Regions from separate parts of the Homo sapiens genome. Here region 1 is linked to region 2. A link is an interaction called in ENCODE POLR2A ChIA-PET data of the cell type or tissue named here. Cell type or tissue: PC-3. All regions are shown on one strand. Each heading gives the region's core, and the rest is flanking DNA. Links, peaks and the distances in the headings are about the cores only.

Region 1 (5,387 bases), core at 84-5,083, 330 kb after region 2:
TGGGCAACAGAGCGAGACTCTGTCTTTAAAAAAAAAAAAAAAAGGCTGTCCAGTTCCTCTATACACACTCACAGCAACCAGTCACTGGATGGAGGCTCTTGCTGGGGAGGGACATGGTCTTGGGTGAGTAGCCCTGTGCTGCTGAGGGCAATTCCTGTGGAGGGCTGTTGTCAGGTGTGCTCCCAGTAGCTGTGGAACTAGATTGTTTAGTTCTGAAAGGGAAATCTGGGCTGCACACCACAGCATCCTCTAGAGACTCACATGACTCTGCCGTACTTGTAAAACAAGTGAGGCAACTCACTATGTCTATTGTCACATTAACTCCCCAGCCTCATATGTACTAGCCTGAGATTACACTTGTTGAAATCCAACCTGTCTTTTAAATATTATTTTGTCAAAATGGCATTATTGAAATACAGTTTACATACTGTACAGTTCACCCATTTACAGTGTATAATTCAGTGACTTTTAGTATATTCACAAATATGTGCAATCATCACCACAGTAAACTTTGGAACAGTTTCATCCCCTCAAAAGAAAACCCATACCCTGTAGGTCCCCCTTTCCCTTCAGCTCTAAGCAACCACAAATCTTTCTGTCTCTATTTCCCCATTCTGGACATTTCATATCAGAATCATATAGTAAGTGGTCTTTTGGGTCTGGCTTCTTTCATTTACCGTAATGTTTTCAAGGTCTATCCATGTTGTAGTGTTTATCAGCACTCCACTCCTTTTTATGGTCAGATAATATTTCGCTATGTGTCCGTACCACATTTGCTTATCTAAATTTGTCAGTCGACGGGTGGTTTGGACTATTTATACCTCTTGGCTATTGTGAATAACACTGCTTAACCTTTGTGTACAGGTGTTTGTATGCGCATTTGCTTTCATTTCTCTTGGGTATACACCTAGGAGTGGAATTGCTGAGTCATAAGATAAAGCTATGTTTAAATATGTGGGGAATTCCCAGATCTTTTTCCAGAGTTGCCGCTTCGAAAATGCCACTTTTCTATGAATTTGACAACTACCTGCCTGCCTCCTAAGTCCCCTCCTTTCATTGCAATTAAATGTTCTATTTCTATATTGCTTTAGCACTCTCTGTTACCCTTGTTTCATGCTCAGCCTTGTGATGTTGTTGCGGTGGACATCTGTTTTTTACATGCACCCATTCCCCTTCTTGAATGACATCCTCTTTTCTTAGTGAAAACATCCCTCCCATACTTTCAGTCTACTGGCCTGGCCAAGTAAGATGTTCTATCACTGTAGTCATGGAGAGTGAGTCGGGGGTGAGCATGTGACCCCAGTTAGGTTAAATTAGCGTCAGTTCTGGGACTTTTGTTGGAAAAAATGGGCAAGGACTCTATTTCCACACTAGTTCCTAAGCTGGTGATATGTATGCCTAGAACTATTGGTGACCTTCTTACCACCATAAGGTGAGAACTGCCTTGAGAGTGAAATTAATCAAAGAAAAGGAAAGCCCCAATATGGAATGAGACAGATTGCCTGTTGATTTTGTTTGACTCAGTCATACCTGACATCTACAACTAGAACATTCAGTTACCTCCAATAACTTCCCCACACATAAGTTCTTATGTAACTTCTGTCATTTGTAATGCTAAGAATCCCAGTCAATAGAGTGTTAATAGTGTATTCCTCCCTCCACTGGATTTGAAGCTTCTGAAGGTAGGGACCATGTCTTTCTCATTTGAGCGTGATGCTGGCACGTAGAAATTGCTAATAGACAGTTGCTGAGTAATTGAATGAATGAATGAATGAAGAATGAGTGTATATTTTGCTATGCTTGAAACCACATCCTATCATTTATGTCCAGCAATAGGGCTTTGCCTTCATTCAGAAAGAGACTGAGTTTTCCTGTGTGTGTGCATGCACATGTGTGTGCATGTGTGTGTATGTGTGTGTGTGTGTGTTTTCCTTTATGTTCAAGACTGAATTAAGCAATCTCACATGGGGAGTTGGGTACCTATCAAAGAACTTTAGTGCCTCTCTTTAAGGTCCTACTGTAGACCTCTCCTCACATGCTCTTGAGGAAAACTGAGCTACTTTTGTTTTCACAGAGCAATCAATGTAGCTTCATAAATAGGTTGTCTGTCACTTTATGTTGTTTATTTCTACATAATTGACTTTTGGGATATGGAAATGAAGATCTGGCTTTTTCATTACTTGAGAAAATGAATTTATTTTTTGATTCCAACTCTTTAAATATATACAACAAAATTATTTAAGAAATAAGTAGGTGTTTTCATAAGGAAGGTTATGTGGTAGAATAAATTCAGAGATATGTAGGAGAGGATAAGTGTAGCCAAAAAAATAAAAAGCCATTGTGAATAACAGGAACATCTGGAGTGTAGACTTTGGTAATTTTTGGTACTATCATTTGCATTTTAAATGGGTGAGCAATAAAACAGCATCTATTCATATGTCTCTATCTAGCTTGACTTAAAGTACACATTTATGATTTCAGCCAGAAAGCTGAAAAATACTTCAAAGCACCGTAATAGTCCACTTCTCCACCCTGAAACACATCATGCTCAGGCAAAGTAGGGGCTTTGTGGGGGCAGTAGCTACAGAAAAGCTGCTACATGAAACCCTGGGACTAAAGACTTGGGTTTGAATCTTTTATTTATTTTTATTTATTTATTTATTTATTTATTTATTTTTTTAGATGGAGTCTCGCTCTTTGCCCAGGCTGGAGTGCAGTGGCGTGATCTTGGCTCACTGCAACCTCTGCCCCCTGAGTAGCTGGGATTACAGGTGCCTGCCACCACACCTGGCTAATTATTGTGTTTTTAGTAGAGACAGGGTTTCACCATGTTGGCCAGGCTGGTCTCAAACCCCTGACCTCAGGTGATCCTCTAGCCTTGGCCTCCCAAAGTGTGGGGATTACTGGCATGAGCCACTGCGCCTGACCAGGTTTGAATCTTTTTATCTTCACAAAACTGAGATCTTTATTGTCTGCCATATTTAGCTGTGCTCTGTTGACTTAAGAGGACAGAACAGACAGAGCATTTGGAAAGGGATTGTTCTGCCTCCTATTTGCCAGATTATATTTTTTCCTTTCTAACTGATGCATGAAAATTTTATCCTTTGGAAAGTAAATGTCCCAGAAGAATATGATCTAACCCTAGTGACTCATTTGAGAGATTCTTTAAAGTAAAGGAGTGTTTCCTAAAATAGAAGGGGATTTCACTTTGAGGGCAAGAAGGTTTTCCCTCTTTATCCTTAGTCATAGAGGTTATGCTGTCCCTGACACGTCATTACTTCCCTCCTGTTCCTCTTCCTTAGATTTAAAACAAACCGGGGAATATCCTCATTATCTAAAACATTTTCTCTGTGCATTTGATTAAAAGCTGGTATTTTCTGTTGATAAAAAAAAATTAGGACTGTAGTAGTCCAACATAGACACTGCTTATGGGGTAAATCTAGGGGACAGATCCTTATATTAAAAGGGATGGTGAGAACCCTGCTGGCTCTTGCTTGTGGTAGAAGAACAACCTCAGCAGATAAGAGCTTCACACCTTATAGCTATATTAGAATGTATTTTCTCTTTTCTTTTCTTTTTGACAGAGTCTCTCTCTGTTACCCACGCTGGAATGCAATGGGTCAATCTCAGCTCACTGCAAACTCCACCTCCTGGGTTCAAGCGATTCTCTTGCCTCAGCCTCCTGAGGAGCTTTGATTACAGGTGCCTGCCACCATGCCCAGCTAATTTTTTTATTTTTAGTAGAGATGGGGTTTCTCCATGTTGGCCAGGCTGGTCTCAAACTCCTGATCTCAAGTGATCTACCCATCTCAGCTTCCCAAAGTGCTGGGATTACAGGCTTGAGCCAAGGCGTCCAGCCTAGATGGTATGTTCTGAGCAGTGTTTGATAAATCAGGGGTCCCCAACCCCCGGAACATGCACCGGTACTGGTCCGTGGTCTGTTAGGAAGTGGGCCACACAGCAGGAGGTGAGCGGCAGGCACGCAAGCGTTACCACCTGAAGTTTGCCTCCTGTCAGATCAGCAGTGGCATTAGATTCTCATAGGAGCACAAACCGCATTGTGAACTGTGCATTTGAGGGATCTAGGTTATGTGCTCCTTATGAGAATTGAACTAATGCCTGATGATCTGAGGTGGGACAGTTGCATCTTGAAACTATCCCCCACACCCCAGCCCCCCATCCATGGAAAAATTGTCTTCCGTGAGACTGCTGCGCCAAAAAGATCGGGGACCGCTACTATAAACCGTTCTGCCCTCGTGGGAATAGTGTATAGATACCTATATTGCCAAGACTTTATTTTCTTACCCTTTCTTATGTACTTATCAAACATACTTAGACTCCTTTCTACTTATTCTCACATCAGCTTCATGTCTTTAACCAGCTATGCAAGATTTGGAAGGTCTTTATACATTCTTGGGCTTCAGTTTACTTTGTAATGTTGGGTACCCTATCTTTAAAATCTTTATCAGCTCTAAAATTCTATAGTTCCTTATCTATGCTTCTGTTTTCTAATGCATTTGACTCTGGTCTTAATTCTTAAGCTAATCTTTTATTTAGCCTTCATTTGAGATAAATGTCACAAGCAGAGAGGGCAGGAAATGGCATCTTGATGTCTTAAGTAGAGAAATTAGAAGCTCATAAATCTCAATGAACCTTGAATTAATTAGTGGAGAAGTTACCTTTATATCATTGTGCCTCAGATGATTTGGGGTCAAAGAAGGAATACTGGGGGTATAATTATGAATGCTATACATATAAGTGCAAGGATAGTGGCAACATTTTTGATTGACTGTTATATAAAAAACACTCTTGGCATTGCAGTGCCTCTTATTAAGGTTAGAGTATTGTGAGTTTTACTAGAAGTCTGAGTGTGTTTAATGCTGGCAATACTGAAATCAACTCCATCATAAATTTAAAGTGAGGACACCATTTATTCTAGGGGCTTCTGCAAACCCAAATATAGTCATCACTTATTCCTATTTAAAACTTCATGTGTCCTAACAATATTCATACATCACTGCGGCAACATTGCCATTCAACCCTCAGGTCAGTCAGTACTTTAAAACCACGACAAAATTTCTAAATAAAAAATTATATCGATAATTGTAAGATTTGAAAGAGAAAAATAACTTTTAGATGAGAAGGAAAATGAGCTCTTTACTTTCTTCTTGCCCCATTGTTGCCTTTATTAAATAACCCTTCTGATTTCATTGTATAATGATACAATATTAGAAAATAATTGATATGGTTTGGACAATTATATAAACATTAACACAAGTTGAGACAGTTATTTTGAATAATTTCTGGATCTAATTATAAAATGCTGAAAGGAAATTATAAGCATTAAGACAAAGTTGAGACAGTTATTTTGAATTATGTCTACACTG
Region 2 (5,387 bases), core at 105-5,104:
TTTTAATAATTACTATTTATCTATTTAATAATTATTTAATAATAATTACAGGTTGAAATGGTGGGCTAAAAATGTATTAAAATAAAATTCACCTATTTCTTTTTTCTTCTTTTTAATGTGGCTACTAGGATATTTAAAATTACATACATAGCTCACACTATATTTCTACATCATGAATCAAAGAAGTTGGGAGGTTATTGGGAGGTTTAATGGTATTATTACAAAAAAAGTGCTTAGAACCTTGCTTGAACATATCAAATGCTGAAAAAACATAAGCTATGTATATTGTTAAGTCTAAATCTTGATTGAAGGGATTATAATTGATGGCATAACTAGAAGAAGTCAAAGGGGAATGGGCTTTTTAAAATTAGTATTCATGGAATTAGCTAGCTGAAAATAAACTTTTAATGGTAATGGATACCTAAACTGTGTGTTTAAAAAATCTAATCATACTACACAGCAAGTGAGAATTGCTGTCTGCTAATCCTACAACCCAGTGAAATTCTCTTAAAGTATGTGTGTGATTGATCAGGTAGGGAGTATCTTGTCTGAAGAATAGGTGTTCAGTCCCTGTAAGTCCAGGGAACTGACCTGAAATTACCAGGGAATAGGGTAGTGAGAAGAAGATGAGGGGATTTTTCAAAAGCTTTAGCAATCCTTGCTTATAAGCAGAGTCCATGTAACTGAATTCATCCTTCCTGTGGGAAAGTACATTGTTCACATTCAAACTATATATTGCACCTATGTCCAAAGTCCCTTTGGAAGCTAGCTGCAGGGATATTGAGCTTCTGGCATACAACACAATAATGAAGGTGTTTCTCTAGTGACAGTCTCCCTCTAATTTAGGGTTCTACTCCATGTTGTTTGTCCTCTTCAATGTCTGCCTACTTAGGGGTTCTACCCTCAGCTACCTAGTCTCTTCACCTTCATTCTGGGTATCTCATTACCTACCTTTGACAATCACCTACCAAACTGTTAGCATCTCTAATCTGGTCATAAATCTGAGAGTCATCCTTGACCATGCCTCTTTTTTCTCCTCTGCTCTAAGTCCCCCAAATCCTGTTGAATCTTACTTCATTGTTATCTCTGTACTCTGATTATTGGCCGCATCAGCTCTCATTTAGATTATGGCACCAGCATCTTGCATGGTTTCCCTGCCTCCAGTTGTGCTTCCCTCCAATCTGTTTACCAAACTGCAGCTAGGGCAATTTCCAGAAACTCCTTTAAGTAGGATCTTTTGCTTCCCTGCTTTCTCTAGGTTCTTCACGATCAAGCCCAAAGTCCTTTGCAGCATACAAAGTCTTTCATAAAGAATTGGCTCCTGCTTACACTTCTGGTCCCATCCCTTGCCATCCCAAAGCTCCCCTTCAACTCTATTACTCCAATCATACTGGAATTACTTGCAGAGCTTTCAAGAGAGCTGGGCTCTTTCTTGTCTCCTGGCTTTTGCATAAGATGTTCTGTAGGTCTGACCATTCTATTTGACCCCTAGTTCTTAACTTGGCTGCAACCTTTCTGATCCCCTAAAGGCTGTACTAGGTTCTCCTTTGGAAGTGGTAACATTCTGTGCAAATATAAACGTTATAAAAACATAGACATAGGCCTCTAATTTTGGGGGAAGAAGACATATTAAGAAACAGCATTAACTGGATCAAAGGAAAAAAAGAACTCTATACTGACAGTGAAAAGGCATTCCCTATGCCCCAGAGGGTGTTCAGAAACAGGCCAGTACTGTAGTGTCTGAGAGGAGGACAAATGAAGACTAGTATTCCATAGACTCCTGAGATTCCCTGTATTTGTATTCATTAATTTTTTTTTAAAAAACCAATACTGCCAAAGTCTACCAAAACATCTTAGGAAGTTAGGATATAATAGCGCTGATAGAAAAGACCCATTTCATACACTAAACTCCATGCAGAAATGGACTGTTAATTTTATCCCCCATAAGGCTTCTTCCTAGTCCTTAAACATCTGGTTCTAATTCTCCTGAAATATTCCAAGAAAAATAATTATTTTGTACTTTTTTGTCAGTGAATGCTTAATAAATGGGAATGATATTTACCCTCAATCACACTTTACAGATTTGAGATGTAAAGATGAAAAAAATGATTTTGGCTATCTTTCACCAAATATCATTTTAAAGTCACTATTGTTACCTACTCTGTACCCTTTGTTATCACTGTCAACAACTTAGCAGAGAGTAAGAAATAGAAGAAAAAGAATATTTTAAATGAAAAAATAACTACTACTTAATCATCATAATACTTCCTTTTCCCAGGGAAAGCAGTAGCCAGCAAGCTTAGAGAGTAAACGAGCCTTCTATGAGTCACTGAGAAAGGAAGACTTCCTCAGTAAGTTCATGACACTCCTTGACTTCCCTGCCTCTTTTTGTGTTACGTGCGTGTATATTTAATTTTCCCAATGTGTGGATACCTTGCAATGAGTACACAACTATGCCAACAGACTTAAAATTTTAAGAGACATAACTGTATAAAGTAGTGAGCAGGGATAAGCAGAGAAACTGGGAAGCAGGAAGAAAGACTACAGGGAAAAACTGTATATTCTTCCTTTTCTTTTTAAGCTACATTTTTATAATATGCATTTACTTGTAAACATAAAGACCAACCACGGAATCAACAAGAACTAAGTCTTACTTTTTACAGGTTAAGTATCTCTTATCTGAAATGCTTGGGACCAGAAGTTTTTCAGATTTAAAATTTTCAAATTTCAGATGTTCAACATGTATATACATAGGTTGTTAGAAATAGGTTATGATTATAAAGACTTTGGAAACCATCTAGAGTTCAATTTTTTTATAACACAGAAGCAAGCAAGCATTAGAACTGGACTAGAAATCCATTCACTTGGACAATTAGGCATAAAATCAATCAGAATTAAAATACTGAATTATAATATCTGCAATCCTTTAATTAGCTGAAAGGACTCCAGAAATGAGCTGTGTGGTTCTCAACATTTTTTTCCCTTTTCCACTATACCTTCCTTTCCTTGCAGTAAAAATGACTCACTTCAGCAGTGATTCTCAGCATGCATATGGGGGGAAGGGGAAAGAAAGGAATACTTAGGAAAAATGAAAAGGCTCCTTCCCCGCTGAACACTTCCATTGAAGGCCTTCATTTCAAAGGCGATAATATTAAGGGTCAGAAAAGTGAAGTGCTTTGCTCAAGGTCACACCCAGAGAAGAAAACCTGAACCCTCTAATCCAGGGGTCCCCCACTCCCAGTACCAGTCCGTGGCCTGTTAGGAAGGAGGCCACACAGCAGGTGAGTGAGCAAAGCTTCATGTGTATTTACAGGCTCTCCCCATTGTTCGCATTACTCGCATTATCCCATGAAACTATTGTTGTTACCAGGCAAAGCAAGAAACTAGCAGGGCTCACCTCTTCCTTGACCTCTGCACTTATACCATGGAAACAGTAAGAGTTTCACTTTACGGGCTCTAATTTCCCTTTTCTATACCAGCTGTATGACATCTTGCATGCTAATGTCCTCTTCTGTCACATCAGCGGTGGCAATAGATTCTCACAGGAATGCAAACCCTACTGTGAAGTGCACATGTGAAGGATCTAGGCTGTGTATTCCTTATGAGAATCTAGTACCTAATGACCTGACACTGTCTCCCATCACCCACAGATGGGACCACCTAGATGCAGAAAAACAAGCTCAGGGCTCCCACTGATTCTACATGATGGTGAGTTATATAATTATTTCATTATATATTACAATGTAATAATATAAATAAAGTGTATAATAAATGTAACGTGCTTGAATCATCCCAAAACCATCTCCCCGACCCATGCCGTCTGTTGAAAAACTGTCTTCTATGAAACTGGTCCCTAGTGCCAAAAAGGTGGGGGACCACTGCTCTAATTCTAAAGTGAAGACTCTTATCCTGTCACTACATCTGCCAATTAGATACGAAGACTGAAGTAAAAAAACCAGAAAGGTAACCATTATGATAAACTACCCTGCTTGACAGGACACCAGAGATTAAGATGAGCATCTGAGTATATTTTTCAACCTTTTCATCCTGGGCATGTTTCAAATATGTAATGAAAGGCCTCAAGGTACTCAGGGCTTCCAGAAATAGCCTCTCTTATCTGTACTGTAAGAACACTTGGGCCTATGAGCTAGCAAATGTAGCAAAGAATATTTCTTAAATTAATTCCGCCCCCACCTCCCACCTGTTAGGCAGGGAAACTGTGGAGTTTTAATGTATCTACCGATCTTATCTGCAGTATAAACAAGCTTCTGACAAGAGGGTAAACCATTGCTGCCCCTACACAGTTTTCAGGAAGCCAAATCGCTTCTCAAAAATTTTCAATTCTCAAAAATGTTACCACTCATACACGGTGAAATGTAAAGCTTCCCGGTATCATTCTAATTGCATAATTATTACTTTCTAATATTTACAAAAGTAATCACAGTAAAAATTCCATTTAGAAGTTAAGATGGGGCAGATCTGAGGGACAGTTAACTATCTTAGACAGACTAGTTAAGCTGTGTAATTTGTGTTCTCACTCATAAGTGGGAGTTGAACGATGAGAACACATGGACACAGGGAGGGGAACATCACACATCGGGGCCTGTCGGCGGGGCGGTAGGGGGCTTAGCGGAGGAATAACATTTGGAGAAATACCTAATGTAGGTGACAGGTTGATGGGTGCAGCAAACCACCATGGCACTGGTATACCTATGTAACAAAAAACTGCACGTTCTGCACACGTATCCCAGAACTTAAAGTCTAATTAAAAAAAAAAAAAAAAGAAATGTAATCTGTATAAAGAGTTATTATCAAGACAAGTTGTTTCCAAGGTAGGTTAAATATCTACAAGACACTCAATATACTTCTCTTTGGCTGAGAACATCTTTTGTTTCTTGGCTATGAAAATAATAAACAATTTCTTCATACAGTTGTCTAGTTTATTCCTAAAAAGGTTGGTTGTGACATCCTACTACCTGCATTTTTTTTTTTTTAAATATTCCTTACACAATCATCTAGCTCCAAGACCCATCAACACTGTCTCTTCTACCACGCTGTCTGGAAGCCAACGTTATCAAAGCAGAGGAAGTGGAAGACAATTCAACCAGAAGACTAACAGCAAAAGTGACCTGCACACAGAGACACTTAATAAATGCTTGTTGAAGAATAATAAAGAAATATCTTTTGTAAAACATGAATCTATTACCGTAACATGGTGGTAAAGAAAGTATGCTTCAGATCCAGAGATGAAGCGTCCAAATCCTGGCAGTCCCACTTACCTTGTAACTCAGAGCAAGTTACTTAACTTCTTAATGTTACAGTTGTCCATCTCTGAAAAAGTAGCTACTCCAGAAAGTTGATGTGAGCATCAAATGAATTAATATATG

What was found. Peaks named below come from ENCODE experiments on the same cell type or tissue, not always from the same donor. Only the 100,000 strongest peaks of a DNase experiment are listed, where the experiment ranks them.
Region 1: POLR2A ChIA-PET joins it to region 2 with 5 read pairs; 1 of 35 experiments calls an interaction of 5 or more read pairs at or near these places.

Annotation. Positions count from the first base shown.
Region 1 is chr3:23,157,895-23,163,281 of GRCh38, reverse strand. No RefSeq gene overlaps it. Among named protein-coding and RNA genes, the nearest start is that of UBE2E2-DT, 42 kb to the left of the region's middle. RefSeq lists enhancers at 944-1,093, 1,204-1,463. In PC-3, for the core only: no CTCF peak of the experiment used is centred there; DNase peaks (open chromatin) are centred at 221, 901 and 3,161; H3K4me3 peaks cover 769 bases; H3K27ac peaks cover 2,392 bases.
Region 2 is chr3:23,487,597-23,492,983 of GRCh38, reverse strand. The region is part of intron 3 of UBE2E2 (ubiquitin conjugating enzyme E2 E2); the gene reads right to left. Among named protein-coding and RNA genes, the nearest start is that of UBE2E2, 290 kb to the right of the region's middle. In PC-3, for the core only: no CTCF peak of the experiment used is centred there; a DNase peak (open chromatin) is centred at 2,333; H3K4me3 peaks cover 452 bases; H3K27ac peaks cover 1,754 bases.